Linked DNA regions of Homo sapiens: all the other regions are linked to region 1. A link is an interaction called in ENCODE POLR2A ChIA-PET data of the cell type or tissue named here. Cell type or tissue: Caco-2. All regions are shown on one strand. Links, peaks and the distances in the headings refer to the core of each region. The heading gives the core; the rest is flanking DNA.

Region 1 (6,576 bases), core at 462-5,461:
TCAGAGCAGGAACATGGTTTGGATAGATCTTCAGTTCCGCTTGAATTATTCTGTTACTGCGCTGTCATTTTCAGAAGATTTCCATTCCTTTGCAGATGCTGTTGGGAGTTCGGGATTATGTTCATTTCTTCTGTTTTAATGGCATTCAGTACTAATTTTATAAGTGCATCTTGTGTGAATCTCAATAAATTCAGTTTTGTAATCTTTTTTAAAAAGGTCACTGAATTTATTTTAATATTTACTATTGTATTTGGTAGAGTGAATTTCCCACTGTATAATAAGTATTTATTTGTAATTCACAAGTGATAGAGCTATCTTAATTTGAATTATTGCTTTGGTCTTAATGGTGGCAAAATGTTTAATTTTGTCTTTGGAAAAAATAGGCTCGGCCTTGATTATAGACCATTTAATATTTCTCAGCAAATGAAGGTATTTGCATTTTACAAGTGTTTTGAATGTCACACAAAATATTTTTCACATCTGGGAGTCAAGTTCAAGACAGTGCTTTGGTTTTAAAAAAATCTAATGAAGGCACAGGATAGGCCAGACCCTTATTAGGTTTTCCTTTAGAATAAGTGTAAAGACCAAGTGTCACTGATACGCTTGTCCAGATTTTCTTGTGGACTTTGGCCAGTATTTAGAGTTTATATTCATGTTACATAAAGTGAAAGAAACTTGCTATAATTAGGCCATCAAAATATATCCTGCCACTCCTGGTAACTCAGCAGAGGAGGAGATAAATTTACAAAATAATGTAATATCTCTACATTGTTACATGTTTTCAACTATTTTTTATCAACAAAGATTTGTTAATCACTTCCTATGTGTCAGAAACTGTTCTAAGTGGTGGGATCAGCAATGAGCAAGATAAGTCCCTGTTCGTCTGTGGAAGACTGATAGGAACAAGTCGATGAAATAATGTCTGCTGGTCACAGAGTGTCCACTGACCAAATGATCTCTCAGGCTTATTTCAGCTCTAAAATATAGTTCTTTAAAACGTTTGTGTAAGTCTGATTTTTTTCCTATTGGATTAGCTTGAAATAAGATAATTGTATAGCAATTTTACAGTGCTTCTATAAAATAGAAATAAGAAAAGACTTTCTCCCTGAAGACTGCTAGTTGTCCAGCAGAATCCATTCTCCTGTTCCATTGTGTAGAGTTGTAGCTGGGCATGTGCTGCTTGCTGGGGACTGCATTTCTCAGCCCCTCTTGCTGTTACCTGTAGCCAGCTGACTCATTCTCCCAGGGGATGTAAGTTGAAGGGTGTATTCCGCTATTGGGCCAGGACCCTTAAGACCATGGGTGAGTCCCCCTCACCTCCTCTGTCCCCTTCCCACAGGTGGAACCCAGAGAAGGTAGTGACCTTGTCCCAGTAGGTGCCCATCATGGCAGAGCCATGAGAGAGAAGGAACCTGGGTCCCTGAATGCCGCTGTGGAGCAGAGTTGCTGGTCAGCTTGGAAAATTCCGCTTGACTATACATAAGAGAGAAACTTTTGAAATGCCATTGTTTCTAAGCCACTGAACCTGGAGGTTCTGTGTTCTGTTCATGAAGTTTAGCCCACATTAGTACATTAGGAAATCTGAGAGGGACTATTTAGAGATCTTTACATAAAAGGAGCAAGGAGTTAGACCTATCTTGCTAAAACACATTCTTCTGAAAATTCTCTCTGGATACTCATTATTTATTATTTATATGGAAAAAGATAAAGATTACTCCACCCCACTTTTTCAGAGGTCAGACTCTCAGCACCCTTGGCTGTCTTGAACTGAACATTAAACTTGCCCATAAGTGGCAAAGTTCTATTTGTCCATATACTCTATCAAATAGACATTTCTTGCCCTTTATCTCAGAAAAGTGTGTATAGTAAAAGAGTAAAGTGTAAGTAGAGCTTAACAGCAAGGAGAAGTAGAAGCAAGAGGAGTTAATCAAGAGAGCAGTAAAAATATACCTGACGTCAGTGATGCCATGCCTGTGATTGCCAATAAACTGTGTTACAGGTCAATGTGATGTGTGGTATGCAGTAAGTGAGATCTAGGATGATTTAGATTGTGTTCATTACATACTATTAAGGATTGTGTTTGATACAAATTAAGGTTCGTACAATTGAGGGGAAGTTGTTCAGAAAAAAATGGCGTTCTCAGGGACCTTGAGTTATCTGAAAAGTTTGCTTATAGGGAGGAACTATTGCTTAGCAGTGCTGAGCAAACAAGGCATTGCTGTTCTAAATTTTATTAAGAGAGTAAATGTATCAGCAAGTTGGCAAAAGGCACAGTTATGCATAGTGTAGTAAAGTTGTATTTGAGGTTTTTGATATTTAATGACAAGGTAGGTATCAATACAATATGTTTTGCTTATTTATATGTTTTGTTTCTTGGGTTTTCTTGTTTGTTTTTTGTTTTTGGCTTATAAGGAAACCAAGGGAGGTCTTGAAGGCCCCTTTGGCCTCTTTTTAGAGGTATTAGCTCAGGGACTACAGAATGAATGAGCTCTTGCAGTGTGAATAATCTTCGAAGTGGATGGTTAATTTTGAAACTGCAATTATTTTCAATAAGCACATTCTCATTCCATTTTTAATATGTCAACATAAGAATGTAAATACTGGGAAGATTAGAAATCGCCATAATGTCAGGTTTAACCAGATAAGTGAAATGTATAACAAGGAAAAGGCATAAAAAGCTTGTTGGACTTACTTTCACAGATATTAATTGCACTCACTGAGCAGAGCACAGAAATGAAGGAGCTGTGCTTTCTGCCCATGGGGCTTAACTGTAATCTGACAGTGAAAAGTCCAAGATTCTTAGCAAGGCACTAAAGACTGGGGGGCTGACCCGGCAATTACAGCCCTGTGTGATGAGTACCACCATAAACCACGCCTCTGGCTGCAGCAAAACATTCAACCACATTCACTGCTGTAGCCCTTGCACCTCGTTCCTGGCACACACAGGCAGGCAATAAACATTTATTGGATGAAGAAAACATAGGGGCCATTGCAGAAGGTGTGCACTTGGGCCGCCTTGAAACAAGTAGGAATTAGATGGATAAGAAGGGAGAGGAAGGGCAAGGCACGAATGAACAAAAGAGGAAAGAGCACAGCGGAAGCTGCAGCGCAGGTTTCCTTCACTCCCCATTAAGTGCCAGCTGTCTTGCTGGGAAGATGAGGAGGGAAGCTTCCGTCCCATCCCTGGGGAAACGAGATGGAGGATGGAGGCAGGGGCTAGATCTCAAGAGCGCTCTTAATGCCTTGCTAAGAATCTTAGACGGTTAATCCTATAGACAAAGGGTGGAGGAGCTTAAGTGGAATTTTAAGTTGTTGTAATTATCAAATGAGAAATGAAAAAAAAAACTACTTGGTAAACTCTGAAGTGCTATGAACAGATCAATGTTTTAGAAAAGTCAGGGTGGTGTCCTTGTAAAGGATTATTGTGTAATCGCTTTTGTGTTCGTGTGAAAGCAGGGCTAAGCTCATTTTCTACATTCTTCTCATTGAACCTTTATGTCTCTCTAAAGCAGACACTTACCCCATTTTATAAGTAGAAAACTGTGGCTTAGAAAGGTTAAGTAACTTGTTCAGGGTCACACAAGGAGCAAGGAGCACAGCAGAAAGTTAAACCGCCTTCCTGAACTGGAAAACTGGAGCTCTCAAGCTCTCTGCCTTCTGCTATTTACGGAGAAGGGAGAAGCCAGATAAGGAAACCCCTTGAGGGAAGTGCCTGCAGCCACTCACAGCAGAGTGCGAGGACTTCAGGGATGTAGGGTGTACTGAGCTCTGGGATATTTACCCCTCTAAGATACTCTGGAGGGCTAGCCTGCCGTGTGATGTTGCAGTCAAGACCCTTGCTCTGTGCAACACAGCAAACCTCAGTCTCCTCATCTGCAAATCAGGGTTGAGAATATCCACTTCTCAGGGTTGTGAAGAGCAAATCAGATAATGCATCTGAAACTGTTTGTGAAGGCAACACACATGTCTAAGCTATGATGACGCAGCCCACATCAGTGATCCCCACAGTGTGGTCCCTGGGCCAGTGGCATCACATCACCTGGGAACAGACCAGAAATGCAGATCCCTGGGCCCTGCCCAGATGTGCTGAATCAGAAACTTCAGGGGTGGAGCTGGACAATGTTTGTTTGTTTAGACAGAGCCTTTGTTTTTTGAGACGGAGTCTCGCTCTGTCGCCCAGGCTAGAGTGCAGTGGTGCGATCTCAGCTCACTGCAACCTCCGCCTCCCGGGTTCAAGCAATTCTCCTGCCTCAGCCTCCTGAGTAGCTGGGATTACAGGCGTGCGCCACCACGCCAGGCTAATTTTTGTATTTTTAGTAGAGATAGGGTTTCACCATGTTGGCCAGGCTGGTCTCGAACTCCTGACCTCAAGTGATCCACCCACTTCGGCCTCTCAGAGTGGTGGGCTTACAAGTGTGAGCCACTGCGCCCGGCCAGGACAATCTGTTTTAACAGGCCCCTGGGCGAGTCTCCCCACTAAAGTGTGAGAACCGTGGAAAGTCATCATCCTCTAGGATCTAGATTTCAGGGTGATGGGTCCAAAAACTCACCTCTACTTTTTCCAAAGTAAAGATTGGAGAGACTAAAACACGATTTGGGGGCCAGAAGTTCTCTAGCATATGACTACATTCTGTTTAAAATCCATGATTGCTGTCACTCACTCAAGGCCAGGCAGCTAGACAGAGGCAGAGCAGGCTAGGACCAGGGGTTTCTAGATCTTCCTGAAACCCCCGCGCTGCTTCTACCGCATCCTCAGGGCTCCACCCCATCCTCTGGCAATAGTACCTTTCAGACGAGTCCTGCAGAAATCATAGAGCACTCATGATACCAAAGCTTTAATCACCAAGAGTTGGGGAAGGGAGAAAGGATATACAATCCACTAAGTGGCGTGATTCAGCACCAAAGCACCTTGTAGGGGATTCAGTCTGTTTTCACTGAGCATCTCCACCCATCTAGGAGTTGCTGGTGCAGCCAGCAAGGCAGGCACATCCCCTCTCTTTAGAAGCTTATATTCCAGTAGAGAAAACATCATAAAAATGTGAACGGGGCATTTCAGAAGGCGACCTGTGCTACAGAGGTAACAAGGTAAGGTGATAGGGACATGATGCTTTCTTGAAACCACATGGTCAGGGAAAGCCTCTAAAGGTGACATACAAGCAGAGACCTGAACTAAGGGAATGTCATGTGGCAGAGGCCCTCAAGTTCAAAGCTACTGAATTGAGAGGGAACAGAGTGTATCCTAGGAGCAGAAAGAAGTTCATTAGGGCTGGGAAATGAGGACATGGGGGTGGGAATGGGTTGCAGCTTTAATTGGTATGGGAGTGGAAGTCCAGGTCATCCAAGCCCCAGGACCGGAGGAGTTAGGTTACTACTGGTCCAAGGACGAGATAAAGAGTTAGGATATTACTGTCTTCTGCTCTCCGAAAAACGGGTTGCAGGGCAAGTAGCATAAAATCAGAGAGGCTAGCGAAGGGCTGTTTCTGTGATATAAACCAGGCTCAGGCAGGCCTGGACTCATGCCAGGGCAGGGCCAGGAACCCCCAGCCTGGCCTGGCTCTGTCTCCACCTCAGAAGGGCAAAGCAGCAGTAGCCTCTTGCAGGAACCTTAACACTTCCTTTGGCAACACAGACGCAGGACAGAGGATTCTGAACCTAGCTTTACCCATTTGTTTCTTCAATGCTGACACCACCTAGTAGGCAAAGTCAACTTCTATCTAATTGTGTTTCTCATTGGATGATCATGGTGATGAATGGCCTCCAGTTCTGCTACTCTCTGAAATGATGCCCGGGGGAAACAAGAGGGAAGCATCTGTAAGCTCCCCACCGAGCATCTGTAAGCTCCCCACCGAGCAGCAGGAAACAGTTCCACTCTCCCAGTGAGGGAATTGTGCTGAGAACTGGAAATGTTTTTTCCAGTTGACAAGATGAAATTTTTTTGAAGTTCAGATTCTATCCAAAACACAATAGAAAATAAGATGACTTTCCCTTGCAATTATTATGGATATAAATGCACTGTTCATTTCTCTTTCAAAGATGAGTTCGAAGATGACTTAGGTCCTAGGATGATGGGATCTCAGCATTAAAGCAGCTCTGACAAAGCATCTGACCCCTATTCCAGGGCTGCTGTTGTCCTGTACTCCTGAGAAGTTATCAAATAATTTTGTCTTGAAATAAGTGCTGTAGTATTAATAATAATTTTAAAACCAATCCTTTTTTTTTTTTTTTTTTGGAGAAGTCTCACTCTGTCGCCCAGGCTGGAGTACAGTGGCGCAATCTCGGCTCACTGCAACCTCTGCCTCCCGCGTTCAAGCAATTCTCCTTCCTCAGCCTATCAAGTAGCTGGGACTACAGGCACATGCCACCACACCTGGCTAATTTTTGTGTTTTTAGTAGAGACGGGATTTCACCATGTTGGCCAGGCTTGTCTTGAACGCCTGACCTCAAGTGATCCACCTCCTCAGCATCCGAACGTGCTGGGATTACAGGCGTGAGCCACTGCACCCAGCCTAAAACCAATACTTATTAAATATCTACTACAAATCATCATACAAGACCCTTTTAATTCATTACCTTATT
Region 2 (6,576 bases), core at 1,073-6,072, 100 kb after region 1:
AACAATGTATATATATGTTGGGAAAAACGCAAATATCACTTAAAGGATGAAAAAGGAAAAGTAAAATAACCCTACTTCACTCTCCAGAGGTAATTAATGATCACCAAGTTTTGTATGCCACCATTCATTCATTCGTTTGGTAGATGTTTATTGAGTGTCAGGCTCTGTTTTAGGCTCTGGGAAATAAACATCCACAAAATGTTTTAGACACACATGCACACACACACACATATTTTTTTTTCAAAAGGAATTATTTGAGAGCCCAGGAGTTTGAGACCAGCTGGGCAACATGGCGAAACCCCATCTCTACAAAAAAATGCAAAAATTAGCCGGGCGTGGTAGCACGTGCCTGTAGTCCCAGCTACTTGGGAGGCTGAAGTGGGAGGATTGCTTGAGCCTGGGAGGTAGGTGGAGGTTGCGGTGAGCCGAGATTGCACCACTGCACTCTGGCCTGGGCAACAGAGTAAGACCCTGTCCCAAAGGAAAAAAAAAAAAGGAATTATTTGACATGCTCTTCTGCTCCTTGCTTTTAAAACTTAATATATCTGGTAGATAATTCTAGTCATGCGTTTCTCTTTAATTTGGAAAAAAAATGCAGGGATAACCTATTTATATGACTGAAAATTCAGAAGTACAAAGGAATATGCAGTGTGAAGCTTCAGTCCCATTCCTGATTCTCAGCCCCCCGCCTCCCTTTATAGGCAACCATTGTTATCAGCGTTTGTGTGTGTCTGTGTCTCTTCAGACCTATTTTATGCATGTAGAAGCCAACATGTGTATATGGTCTTGTCTCCATCAGTGAAAAAATACTGTATATATTACTTGGCACCTTGCTTTCTTTTTAAACATACAGCTTGATTATTATTTTATATTAGCACCTAGAGAGCCCTCTCATCCTTATTTTTTTAGATCTACCCCTAACAGTCTTACTACCATTTTTTTTAATTGCTGTGAGGTAGTTTATTATTTATCAATTAATTTCAACCATTTTGCTGTTATATACATTGTTATAAATTATTTTAGTTATTTCACAAATATGCAAGTATATATATGGGGTAAACTCCTAGAAATAGAATTGCCAGGTCAGTTTATAATTTCATGAATTTGCACTAAGTGACTTTTCACTGAGGCTGGACTGCAGTGACACAATCGTAGCTCACTGCAGCCTCCACCTCCTGGGCTTAGGCGATCCTCCCACCTTAGCCTCTCCAGTAGCTGGAACACAGGCATGCACCACCCCACCCGACTAATTTTTTTTATTTTTTAGAGAGACAGGATCTCCCCATGTTGCCCAGGCTGGTCTCGAACTCCTGGGCTCAAGCCATCCTCCTGCCTTGGCCTCCCAAAGTGCTGGGATTATAGATGTGAGCTTCTGAGCCTGGCCAGTTTGCACTTTTGATAGATATCACCTAATGGCACTCCATAAATGTTGAACCAGTTTACCTATACATCAGAAAAATGCAGAAACAGCTCACTGAATTTTGTCTACTGTCTTGTGGGGTGGACATTTCTATTTTATGTACATGGAAATGGAGGCTCGGAGAGGGTAACTCACTTAGCCAAGGGTCACATAGCTTGTGAGTGGGCAGAGCAGGAATTTGAACTCATATCTGACTGATTTCAGAATCTTGTTTTTTTCATTATCCTCTTAGACTAGGCTATTACATAATACATTTAGGAGGGTTGAACAATGCATTCCATGAAAATGCTTTGTAAGTTCCAGTACTTCCTAGATGTCTAGAAAGGAAAAACAAGTGGAGTGATTCTGAACATTTGATATAAAGGTTCTGTCCAGGTATTACTCAGTGGAGTTTAGCCCATTCCCAAGGTACCTTTTTGGACACTGTACTGCTTGTTTTCCAGGTGTGTCTTCCCTGCTGCAACATGACTAGGCTCCAGAGTTAAGAGCTGGGCTTTATGCCTCCTAATGTGCCTTTTAACTGAAAAATTATCTTTGTTTTGTTTAGTTTATTTTTAGTAATTCTTCTATTTTTGGAAGCTTATTTACTTTTTTTTAGCCTTTTGAGGTAAATTATTTTATTTTTATGCTTATTTCCTAATAAATGCATTTAAGTCTGTAAAATTACTCCTGAGGACAGTTTTGGCTTCCTCCTCTAAGTTTTTAAATGCGGTGTTCTCATTTTTTTTTTTTTTTCCCGGAGATGGAGTCTTATTCTGTCGCCCAGGCTAGAGTGCAGTGGCGTGATCTTGGCTCGCTGCAACCTCTGCCTCCTGGGTTCAGGCAATTCTCCTGCCTCAGCCTCCTCAGTAGCTGGGATTACAGGCATGCATCACCACGCCTGGCTAATTTTTGTATTTCTGTAGAGATGGGGTTTTACCATGTTGTCCAGGCTGGTCTTGAACTCCTGACCTCAGGTGATCCACCTGCGTTGGCATCATTTTTCATTTCTGATAGTTTATCATTTGAGTTTTGATTCCCCTCTTTACTCATTTGGCTAATAATATTGAATGAATTTTATCTTTTTGAAAAGCAGTGATTTTTTAAAAAGTATGAGTTGTTATAGTTAGTTCAGTAAAAAATGTTAAAGCCTTCAGTGGTTGTGTTCTGAAGTCCACTGGGCTTTGTCCTGAGCTGTGAGCCGGATGCCTAGAGCGATTCATAAGGCCCCTTCACTCTCTCCTCACTGTTTTCTGGAACTGCACAGTGAAACCTGTTCCTTCCATTACAGTTGTTGAGGCATTTGTTGATTATGTCCCAGTTTCCTCTTTGTGAGAGCCCTTGGAAAAAAACCTTCTTTCTAGTCTTTTTTTCCTGAACAATTGGCCTGGACAGTTTCAGGTGGCTGCTACTGGGAAGTTTTGAAACAGTGAATCACCCTTCGCCACAGGTATAGGACTCTGCTGTACCTTTTGCTTCGTATGTTCCTTGTTCAGCAAACAGGTAAGGAATGAATGCTGTGGGGGATGGAACCATCAGTCAGAGAGCATCTGACTCTATGGAGCTCCTGTTTCCTCTTAGGTCCCCGGGCTTGCTTTTCTTTCTTTTTCTTTCTTCTTATTTATGTTATCGTAATTCTATATGTATCTCTGTAAACCTAGGTAGATATAAATAGAAATAAAAATCCTAATCTTTCTTGAGTGGGATTAAAATAAGAAGAGTCGATAATTTAAAACTAGAGAAGGGAAATAGAGAAGATCTGTTTTCCCCATCAGCCTGGATGAAAGAAGTTTCTTTAGCCTTGCAAGGAGAGTGGTGATTAGTTTACAGAAAATGGCTGGAGAGACAAAGATTCTGTTGAAGAAGCCTGTGGAGAAGAAGCTTCTTAGCTCACCCTGGGAGCCAGAAGGTGGTGATGTGACTGTTCACATTTGGTTTTTCCTTAGCGTTGATTACTTCATGTAGGAGTCTCTAAGTTCCCGAATTATGATTTGAAATGTTTCAATCTGATGCTGTCACTGATGAAATTAGGACATGTTTACTAATTGAGATGAAGGCTCTCTTCGAACCTGACTGCATCCTGGGAAAGAGGAGGTTGTATACGTTTTTATATCCTCTTGGAAACTGGCTGACCCAGAAGCTCAGCCTAATGAGATTTGGACAGCAGGCTTCCAGAAGGGTGATTGATTGTGACATGCTGAGTTTTATGTGCCAGATCTGTGTACAAATGACTGACTACCCGGATGCCTGCCTGGCAAGGAATTGTGTTTCTTTAAAGAGCCATTCCAAATATAACTTGTGCATAGAAATAAAACTGAGAAGAAATGAGTATCTCCTTCTGAAATTCAAGTAAATAGCTCCCTGACTTCAGAAATGACAGCTTCCTAAGCGTTGTATTGCAAAAACAGGAGCAGGCCAGTCTTCCTGAAGACTAATTTGCTCGCATGGAAATCGCATGCTCTCGTGTGAGAGTGTATTTCAAATCTGTCCCCTTCTGACCACCAGGACTGCCCTCTCCCAGCTGAGGCTGCCAGTCCCCTGGACCATGGCCAGGGCCTCCTAATGGGCAGAGAGAATGGGCAGCAGCTTGCAGTAGTAGCCCCAAACCCCTGTAATAGCTAGGCCAGCCGACTCCCTGGAACATGCCAAACGCTCCTAAGCCTCAGACCCTTTGCTTCTCTGCCTATTCCCTTTGCCTGGACGACTCTTCTGCATGGCTCGTTTCTTTTTTTTCTTCTTTCGATTTTTTTTTTTTCATGGCTTGTTTCTTTCCAGCCTTTGCTCAAATGTCATCTCAGAGGGACAGATCGTCTTCCACCCCAACACCCCTCACCTTGCTTCATTTTTCTTTATAGCATTTATTCTGGTATTACAATAAATATTTGTTTATCTCACTTGATAGACTCTAAACATCTTGAAGAGGGGAACACTATTGATTTTGTTCACTCCTCCATACAATAGCCCCAGAATCTGGAGTGGTGCCCACAACGCAGCAAGTACCCCATAATTGTTGCGTGCAAGAGCGGATACACTCTTGTGTACCCTCTCAGGGCCCCCTCCTCTTCCCTTTGTGAGCACCCACAGTCCTGCGTTATAAAGATCCTCTTGCCCTCCTCTGCCACCATGGTTGTTGTTTGGTGGAATCCTAAATCTGGTTGCAGCGTTTTCTGGTTACTCCACTTCCTCAGGCCTACACCCAAGCGGCCGACTGCTCCTAGAAACAATTGCGACTGTGCCAGCTGGACTCTCTTAAATGAATATCCACAGCCCCCACGAGGATGCTCGTACTCCTGACAGCTCTGACCTGTTTCTCAGTCAATCCTCTTTCCTAACCCCCTGCTTGCACACGTCCTCTTCTCTTCTCAAATCTCTACCCTGAACTCTCCTCTGCCAGCTAGAGACCTTACTCTTCATGGAGAATATGGACAGAGTCACTTGCAGACTCACTCACCCCTCCCTGTTTTGACTTCCAGATTTCTACTAGGGTTAGATATGCAGGAAATGTTTTTGTTTGTGTTTAGGATTCTTTTCCCAGAACATTCTTAGCCAAAAGATACGATTAATTTCCAAGTTTTTGAAAGAATTATCAATCCACCAGAAGGTCTGTGATGTTTATGCCACCACTAGTAATGTGTTGGGTATTTAGAAAATGGAATTGTAAAGGCTATGACATTGCATTTTTAAAAATATATATTTCTCATTACCGTCAAGGTTGACCGTTTTCACATCTGTTTCCTTTCTAAGGGGTTTGTCTGTGAAATGCCTCTGCCTAGCTATGTAGCAGAGTCTTAGTCTTTTTATTATTGATTCCGTGACAGCCTCTCTTCAGACGAAAACCCTTTCCCTAGGCTGTTTACCGTGAATTGGTATTAGGCTATTTGGTTCTAGGGAATTTGTGAGTTTGGGGAGATCTTCCGATCAGAAATAATTATTCAATTCCCTACTTCCATTTTGTAGATGAGAACACAAAGGCCCAGATAGGAGAAGCCTGCTCATTTAAGACCCTGCAGCCAAATGAGAGCTGGTAGGATAACGAAGCCAGAAAGAGGACAAGGGGAATTTTTGCCTGGGAGGTTATCTCAGCACACAAGTGATCCTCCTGCCTCAGCCTCCTGAGTAGCTGGAACTGTAGACGTAAGCCACCATGACCAGCCTAATTTATCAAGAATGGTACTGTGATTATGAATCCACATTTTGTTTCTCCAAGGAAAATAGTCTTGCCTAGGAGAATGCTAGGTTCTTAGATCTCATTTAGATGTCTCATTTGGGGCATGCAAGTTTTACTAAGCAATTGCTACAGGTGGACAGCACTGGGTTAGGAGTTACAGGATTTGTGTGGCAGAGAGAACATCTTCTGCTTTAAGGAATGAACAGTCTCTCTAGCAGAGTAGACAAATGTATTTACGTAGAATAAATAGTCCAGGGAACATGTAAGCCAGTGGATCATTAAATGTCACAAGTGAGTTATGAGTTGCAGGGATTTAGTGATGAGGGAAATCAGCTGAGGACCTCACATTTAACTTTGAGGATAGGGATGATTTTTTTCCCCCCCGGAACTCGAGTACTGACCATTATAGGGAGGGTTTTGATAGGTGGGGAAATAGCATCAGCAGACCTCAGAGGGGGCATGAACAAAGGCATGCTTTGGGAGGTCGGGGATCTGGCTGGATTGAAGGGGTCTCATTTGAAGGGAGACATAATTATAGCAACTCTATTAATTGCTCAATATGTATTGGGCATCTTGCTAAGATTTTCACACATTATTTTTTAATGATGAGTATTATTACCTTCATTTTACAGATGAGAAAATTGAGGCCCAGGGAATTTAAATAATTTGCTAAAGTTACACAGCATTAAGTTTCTGACCTGGAATTTGAACTCAGGATCACTTGATTTATGGTGACCATATATTTGTCATTTAAACCGGCACCTTTTGAGAATAAAAGAGAGCGCTGGTAATGATTATGCTAGAACAGCAGATGTAAACCAGGGCTGTCTGGACAAATCAAGATATGTGTTTGGTCACTCTGACTCCAAAGCCTGATTTCACTTTGATTTGAATTGGAAGGGTAGGGTTACATTGTGGGTAGCTTTAAAGACAATTGATGGAGGCCGCGTAAAAGGGGTTAGATAGACTGATTAACTTGATAGCGCTGTATAGAATGGAATGGAGTAGA
Region 3 (6,576 bases), core at 556-5,555, 87 kb after region 1:
GTACAAGAGATATTTTGATACAGACATGCAATGTGTAATAATCACATCATATAAAATGGTGTATCTATCTCCTCAAACATTTATTCTTTGTGTTACAAACAATCCAATTACTCTTTTAGTTATTTCAAAATGTACAATTACATTATTATTGACTATAGTCATCCTGTTGTGCTATCAGATACTAGGTCTTATTCATCCTTTTAAACTAGTTTCCTACTAATGTTTTTAGTCTTTGCTTCTTGGTTTTGTTTTAATATAAAAGGCATAGAATTCAGTTGTCGAATATGAATTTACAATCATTTCCTCAAAAAGACTGGAAAGCTTCCCGTGTCTCATTCTAAGGCATATCATGTAATTAGTTAATCCCATAATCTCTTTCCATATGTTGCTCTATTTTGGTCCCTTTAGATTTGATTGGAAGGTTTCCTCATACTTTTTTTTTTAATAAGGAAAAGCAATGTATTTTAAGGTCTTCATTCTGGTGATCAAGTTCGAAGATGTCTTTTAGCTTACACAACTTCCAATGCATTACAAGGTTTTGAACTGCAACAACATTGTTAGACCGAAGGAGGGAACTGAAGAATTGTAATCCTAATGTAATCTGAGGGTATTAGCCTAGTTTGTCTCTTGACCTTCATCAATACTTATTACCTTGGAGAAGGAAATTCTCAACTTTCAACAGTAGACCAGGGCAGACCAGCATTACCTCTTTGGGAGGAAAAATTATTAGGTTGCTTAAGTAATATAATATTGAGTTTAACAGATGAATCTTGGGGTGTTGGTTTTCTTCCATCATCCTATTTGTATTCTTTCACCTAGTTACTACATTTCCTAGTGGTCTTAAAGTGCCCACTGGGTGCTTTGCAATGTAGAGGACACATATAAGATAATCATGATTTTTCCATTTGGGGCCAATGCATTTCACAAGTACCAAGTCATAAATAGATGCCCTCATAATTGAAGATGCAAAAAACAAAACAGAAAGAGTGAGAGCATGTGCATGATTGAGTCCTATATATTGTTTATTAGTTTAATACCTTAGTACATTAACCAAACACAAGACTTCAGGACAGGTCGTCTGTGGAGTAATATCTTCATAGAAGCTATTCTCCCATAGATATATCCTTTCATTTGAAAGCGTGCAACTGGCCAGTGGGCTCTTCGTGCCTGCTGGCCAGATACAGCCGATATATCAATTTAGAGGAATTGCAGTGGAGAAAGAGTTTAATTCAAGCAGAGCCAGCTGAATGGGAGGCTGGAGTTTTATTACTCAAAGCAGTCTCCCCCAAAATTCAGGGATTGGGGTTTTTAAGTATAATTTGGTGGGTAGGGGATTAGAAAGTGGGGAGTGCTGATTGGTCGGGTAGAAGATGAAATCATAGGGAATAGAAGCTGTCCTCTTGCACTGTCAGTTCCTGGGTGGGGGTCACAAGACCAGGTGAGCCAGTTTATCTATCTGGGTGGCATCAGCTGATGCCTCAAAACACAGGGTCTGCAAAGTACTCTGCAAAGTATCTGCAAAGTATCTCAAGCACTGATTTTAGGCTTTACAACAGTGATGTTGTCCCTAGGAGCAACTGGGAGGTTTAGAACTTTGTGACCTCTAGCTGTATAACTCCTAAACCATAATTTCTAATCTTGTGGCTAATTTTTTAGTCCTGCAAGAGCAGGGTAGTCACCCATCAAGAAGCGGTTTGTCTTGGGAAAGGTCTGTTACTGTCTTTGTTTCAAAGTTAAACTATAAACTAAGTTCCTCCCAAAGTTAGCTGGGCCTATGGCCAGGAATGAATAAGGATAGGTTGGAGGTTAGAAGCAAGATGGAGTTGGTTAGGTCAGATCTCTTTCACTGTAATAATTTTCTCAGTTATAATTTTTGCAAAGGTGATTTCAAGAGTAGTGGTGCTTTGAATGCAAAGTTCCAGTACAGGTCAAGGAATAGAAGAGATAGGGACAGCCCTGGAGCCTGTGCTTCCTCTTTTCTTACCATCTGACTGGAAAGTTTTTCACTTTTATATTCTGTGTCCAATCAATTGGTTTGCCAAATTTTGCATTTGAAACTCTAAGAGAAACCCTTCTTGTATCCCCAGGAAGTAAGGCTTTTTCTCAAGTTCCAGCTTAATAAACATAAAATGGAAAGGTCTTATTCAGCTGGGACTTGAGACAAAGCCTTACTTCCTGGGCAGAAGAGATTAGTTTAAATTAGACAAGGAACACAGGTAACCACCCCTGTGTTGACATGGCAGAATGTATTCTAGAACCTGCTGTGGGTATTTCATAAATGCTTGCCTTGGCCTGAAGCTGCAAAAGGATTACTCTACACAGGGGGCTTAGGCTCATTAAGAAGAGAGCTGTGCCTTACCTTTGAGAAGAGTCTCTTGTTCATTCATTCAAACCTGAAAGGATATTGGTGGCAGGGTGATCAGAGGAAGTTAGGGACAGGGTGTTCCAGGTAGAGAGTAGGGCATGTCTAGGGCATGTAGGAGACTGTGGTTCCAATATGAGTGTCCTACTCCATTCAGTTTCTTGGAATAATACCATAGACTAGGTAACTTAAACAACAGGCATTTATTTCTCAGAGTGCTGGAGGCTGGGATGTCTAAGATAAAGGTGCTGGCAGATTTGCTGTCTAGGGAAGGCTCACTTTCTGGCTTGTGAACAGCCACCTTCTCGCTGTGTGCTCACATGCTCTTTCCTGGGTGCAGGCTCCTGGAGAGAGGGTGAAAAGATATCTTCTCTTTCTCTAATCCCATCAGGCACTAATTCCATCATGAAGGTCTCACCCTTATGACCTAATTTAAACCTAATTACCTCTCCCAGAATCCCCACCTCCAAACACCATCATGTCAGGGGTTAACGCTTCAACACAGAAATGTCAGGGGACACAGATATTCAGGACGTGACAGAGGGTGAAATAGGTATTCATGGAATAAATTGACCAAAGTTAGGGAGAACCAGAGCTGGAGGACCTTGATCTCCAGGGAGTTTTAGAGAGAGAAGGAAGGTGAGGAAGCCTTCCAGCAGAGGTTTCATTTGTTGGACAAGCATTTATTGAAAGTCCCTGCGTTCTGCGGTACACCTTGCTGGATGCTGTCAGCCAGGGTGTACGTGGAATTCAGTTTGGGGAAGAGAACCCATCAACAGCTGATAGGTTAGAGCACAGGGAGGTGGAGGCTTTTGTAGTGGTCTGGAGGGAGGTAATAATGAATTCAAAATGAAACAAAAGGGAATAGGGGAAATGGATGCAGTGTCCATTCCATGTCCCAGGAACTTGGTTTAAATCCTAGCTCTTGCCTGTTAACTGCTGAATGATCTTGGCTAAGTTGTCTAACTTTCAGACCCTTTTTTCTCTTAGACATAAAGTGGATTACAGTTACAATCAATTTGATGCCACGATTGATGTAGGGAGGAGACTTAGGAATCAGAAGGTGTCTCCAGGAGGGATCATTGAACTGTCCTTGCTGCTGTTCCCTTAGGAACATTCTACATGGCATTGCCTCGTAAGAAACAGTCCCTTCACTTTTGAGGTTAAGTGGGCCGTGTTCCCTTGGCAAGCCTGACAGTAGCGGAACAGGGTCTAGAAGCCAAGGTTTGGATGTGATGCTAGTTTACTGATTGGTCTTTGCTTCTCTGCAAAAATATCTACATCTGACAGGCTCTTGTTTTCTTGGTTTCTTTGTTCTTTTCTGCAGTTCTCAGTATCTGCTGTAAGACTTACTTTGCTAAGTGTTTGCTCATTTGATTCTTTTGTTAAACAAAATTATGGGAGGTCTTTGTTCTAGACTGGCCCCAACAGACCAGTCCAAATCAAAATGGACTCAATCATGCTAACTGCGATGTAATCAAACTGAAACTTTAAGGAAGCAGAGAGATCCCAAAACAGACCAAATTTTTTTTAAACTCTTGAAAACAGGAGATTGCATCATAATAACAAAGTCCCCTCTGCTCTAAACTCCACTAAAAAACAAGTAACCTGAAATAATCAGTCAGGTTCTTTTTTTCTATTTCTGTGTCCTTGTTTCCACCTACAAAACTGTTCTGCTGTTTTCCAGTGGGATTTGAGATGAAATAAGTCCGTTAACGATGGAGACAGAGTGACTTCAATGCCTAAAGTTTTGGTCAGCCTCTCAAAATTGCCAAATTTACCAACCTCTCAATCTTGAGAGGTTGATCTAAAGGGGGGAAATTGTTAAAAAATTAAATGTAGCCTAAAGCTGCCTCCTTACATATTTTAAGTTTGGCCTAAATGTTTCTCCATACATAGTAAACTGTGACCTAAACACATTTGTGAACAGACTTGCGACCTACTCTTATAACAAGTAGCTGAGTCTTACCCAATCGCATTAGCTGAGTTTCAGCCAATCGCAGGTGGCCACTAGTTCAAATCCTGTTCAAATAAAGCAAACACCCAGCTGTATCCCATCTAGCTGTTCCTGTACCTCAGTTGTGTTTTCTGCATATCACTTTCCTTTATCTGTCCATAAATGTTATATGACCCAGAGTCGTTCTGAATGTATTCTGATTCCAAGGGCTGCCTGATTCATGAATCATTCTTTGCTCAGTTGAACGCTATTAAATCTAATTTGTCTAAAGTTTTTCCCTGAATACTTCCAATAACTTTGGAAGGTAGATGATGGTGGTAAGTGGTGATATTATTTCTTACATTCTCCTCAACAGATTGGAAAACTAAGTCAGAAAGAGGTTACATGTTCAAGGCACACACTAGCTTGTGGCATATTGAGAAACTCCCATCTCTAGGACTAGTTTTATCTCCTATAAAACACAGCTGCCTTGTGTGTATTTTTCTTTTATTTTACTATGATGCTTTTAAAATGACCATGGGTTAGTATGGAAAATAGTAATTTTTGCACGTTAAAAGTATGCATTGTAAAAGATTGTCTGATGTGGATGATGAGTAGTGCCACTTCCAATTTTATGTGGCCGTGATGAACTTGGCATAAGTTCTGACCAGATCTGAGCTATTCTAATGGAACAAACAAGGAAATACGTCTCCTCTGTTGTTAGTTTCCTATAAATTCTCTAAAATTATTCTCTGCCCTGTTTTGTTTTGGTTTTTGTTTTTTGTTTTTTTCGAGGCAGAGTCTTGCTTTGTTGCCCATACTGGAGTGCAGTGGCACGATCTCGGCTCACTGCAACCTCTGCCTCCCGGGTTCAAGTGATTCTCCTGCCTCAGCCTCCCGCGTAGCTGGGATAACAGTCATGCGCCACCATACTTAGCTAATTTTTGTATTTTTAGTAGAGATGGAGTTTTGCCATGTTGGCTAGGCTGGTCTTGAACTCCTAACCTCAGGTGATCCGCATGCCTTGGCCTCCCAAAGTGCTAGGATTACAGGCATGAGCCACCATGCCCAGCATTGGTATGTTTTTAAATTTAGATTTTAGGATGGTTGGCCTATTTGTAAAAATATTTTAGGTGATTCTGATTTGCTCGTGGGATTTGGTGTGTGTGGGAGTGGAGTTGGGTGAGTTGGTAGAAGTGAGGAAGGTGGGGAGTTAAGCCTTGTTTCCATGGAATTTGAGAGGCCATCAGGATGTTATAGTGAGTATAAGAGCTCCCTCCATTACAGGTAACAGAATCCTATTAGCTGTAAGGACAAAATTATAACAAATTTAGTTGAAAGATCTCAATTGGCTATATTTGCAATTCTAGAATTGAGCGACACTTTATTCCACAAAATTGAATAAATGTCGCAGTGAGTCCAGCAGAGCCTAGCTTAATATTCAGAAAAAGGGCTGAAGAAAGCAGAAACAAAGAACACAAAGTTGAATTGGTCACTTCAAAGTTACTTTCCTTGTAAGACAGGGACATGGAGACAGAGCAATAGAGAAATAACTGGTTACATCAAGTGACTTCAGGTTAAGGATTGAAATGGAGGGAGCTTCATTATCATGCCAATAGCAACTGGCCTGTTTGGGAAATAGGCTGCTATCTGTCTCTCCTGATTTCTTGGAAAGCCAGATAACAACTCAGTTTCCATTTGGTAACGTGGAACTTTAGCATGGGTGACTCCATTTTGATTTTTATTCTGCTCTGTTGGGGCCTAGTACAGGAGCCTAGTCCTAAACAGTGGCCTCCTATCATTTTTATTTAAGATAGCCAAGGTAACCAAAAACAGGGAGTTTCTCATCAGGACTCCGGGTTCTCTCAGGGCACTCAGTGACATATGAGCCACCAGGGACCAGCCCTCACCTGGATTCTCTCTGCCTCCTATCTTGGCTTCTCTGTACATCTACTCTGCCTCCTCCCCTACCCTCTCCCTCTGGCTTCCTGCACCCCTGCAGTCCTCATGGTGGAGAACCAGCTTGTCAGCATCATAGGTTTCAGGCCAGCTTCTTGGAGAGTGGCTGGGAGTTCTTTCTTTTTCTATCCCAATTCTCAATTCCCAGGGAGGGCTTCTGGCTCACCCGAACCAATCATAAACCGTGGAGCCATTGAGTCACGTGGCCGGGGTCGTCTGTGTGAGCCTGGCTGCTGTGGGCCCTCACTGTCACCATGGCCTCAGAGGCAGAGAGAAGCGGTACCCAGGAAAGGGGCGGCTGAGTGAATAGCCAAATCGA

Evidence for each region. Peaks named below come from ENCODE experiments on the same cell type or tissue, not always from the same donor. Only the 100,000 strongest peaks of a DNase experiment are listed, where the experiment ranks them.
Region 2: POLR2A ChIA-PET joins it to region 1 with 6 read pairs; 3 of 35 experiments call an interaction of 5 or more read pairs at or near these places.
Region 3: POLR2A ChIA-PET joins it to region 1 with 5 read pairs; 3 of 35 experiments call an interaction of 5 or more read pairs at or near these places.

What each region holds. Positions count from the first base shown.
Region 1 is chr4:16,154,930-16,161,505 of GRCh38, reverse strand. TAPT1 (transmembrane anterior posterior transformation 1) reads left to right here. Exons shown (of 14, transcript NM_153365.3): 14 at 1-1,001. Among named protein-coding and RNA genes, the nearest start is that of TAPT1, 68 kb to the left of the region's middle. In Caco-2, for the core only: no CTCF peak of the experiment used is centred there; a DNase peak (open chromatin) is centred at 2,885.
Region 2 is chr4:16,054,230-16,060,805 of GRCh38, reverse strand. The region is part of intron 2 of PROM1 (prominin 1); the gene reads left to right. Among named protein-coding and RNA genes, the nearest start is that of PROM1, 27 kb to the left of the region's middle. In Caco-2, for the core only: no CTCF peak of the experiment used is centred there; no DNase peak of the experiment used is centred there.
Region 3 is chr4:16,067,749-16,074,324 of GRCh38, reverse strand. All of the region lies in intron 2 of PROM1 (prominin 1), which reads left to right. Among named protein-coding and RNA genes, the nearest start is that of PROM1, 13 kb to the left of the region's middle. RefSeq lists an enhancer at 5,854-6,447. In Caco-2, for the core only: no CTCF peak of the experiment used is centred there; no DNase peak of the experiment used is centred there.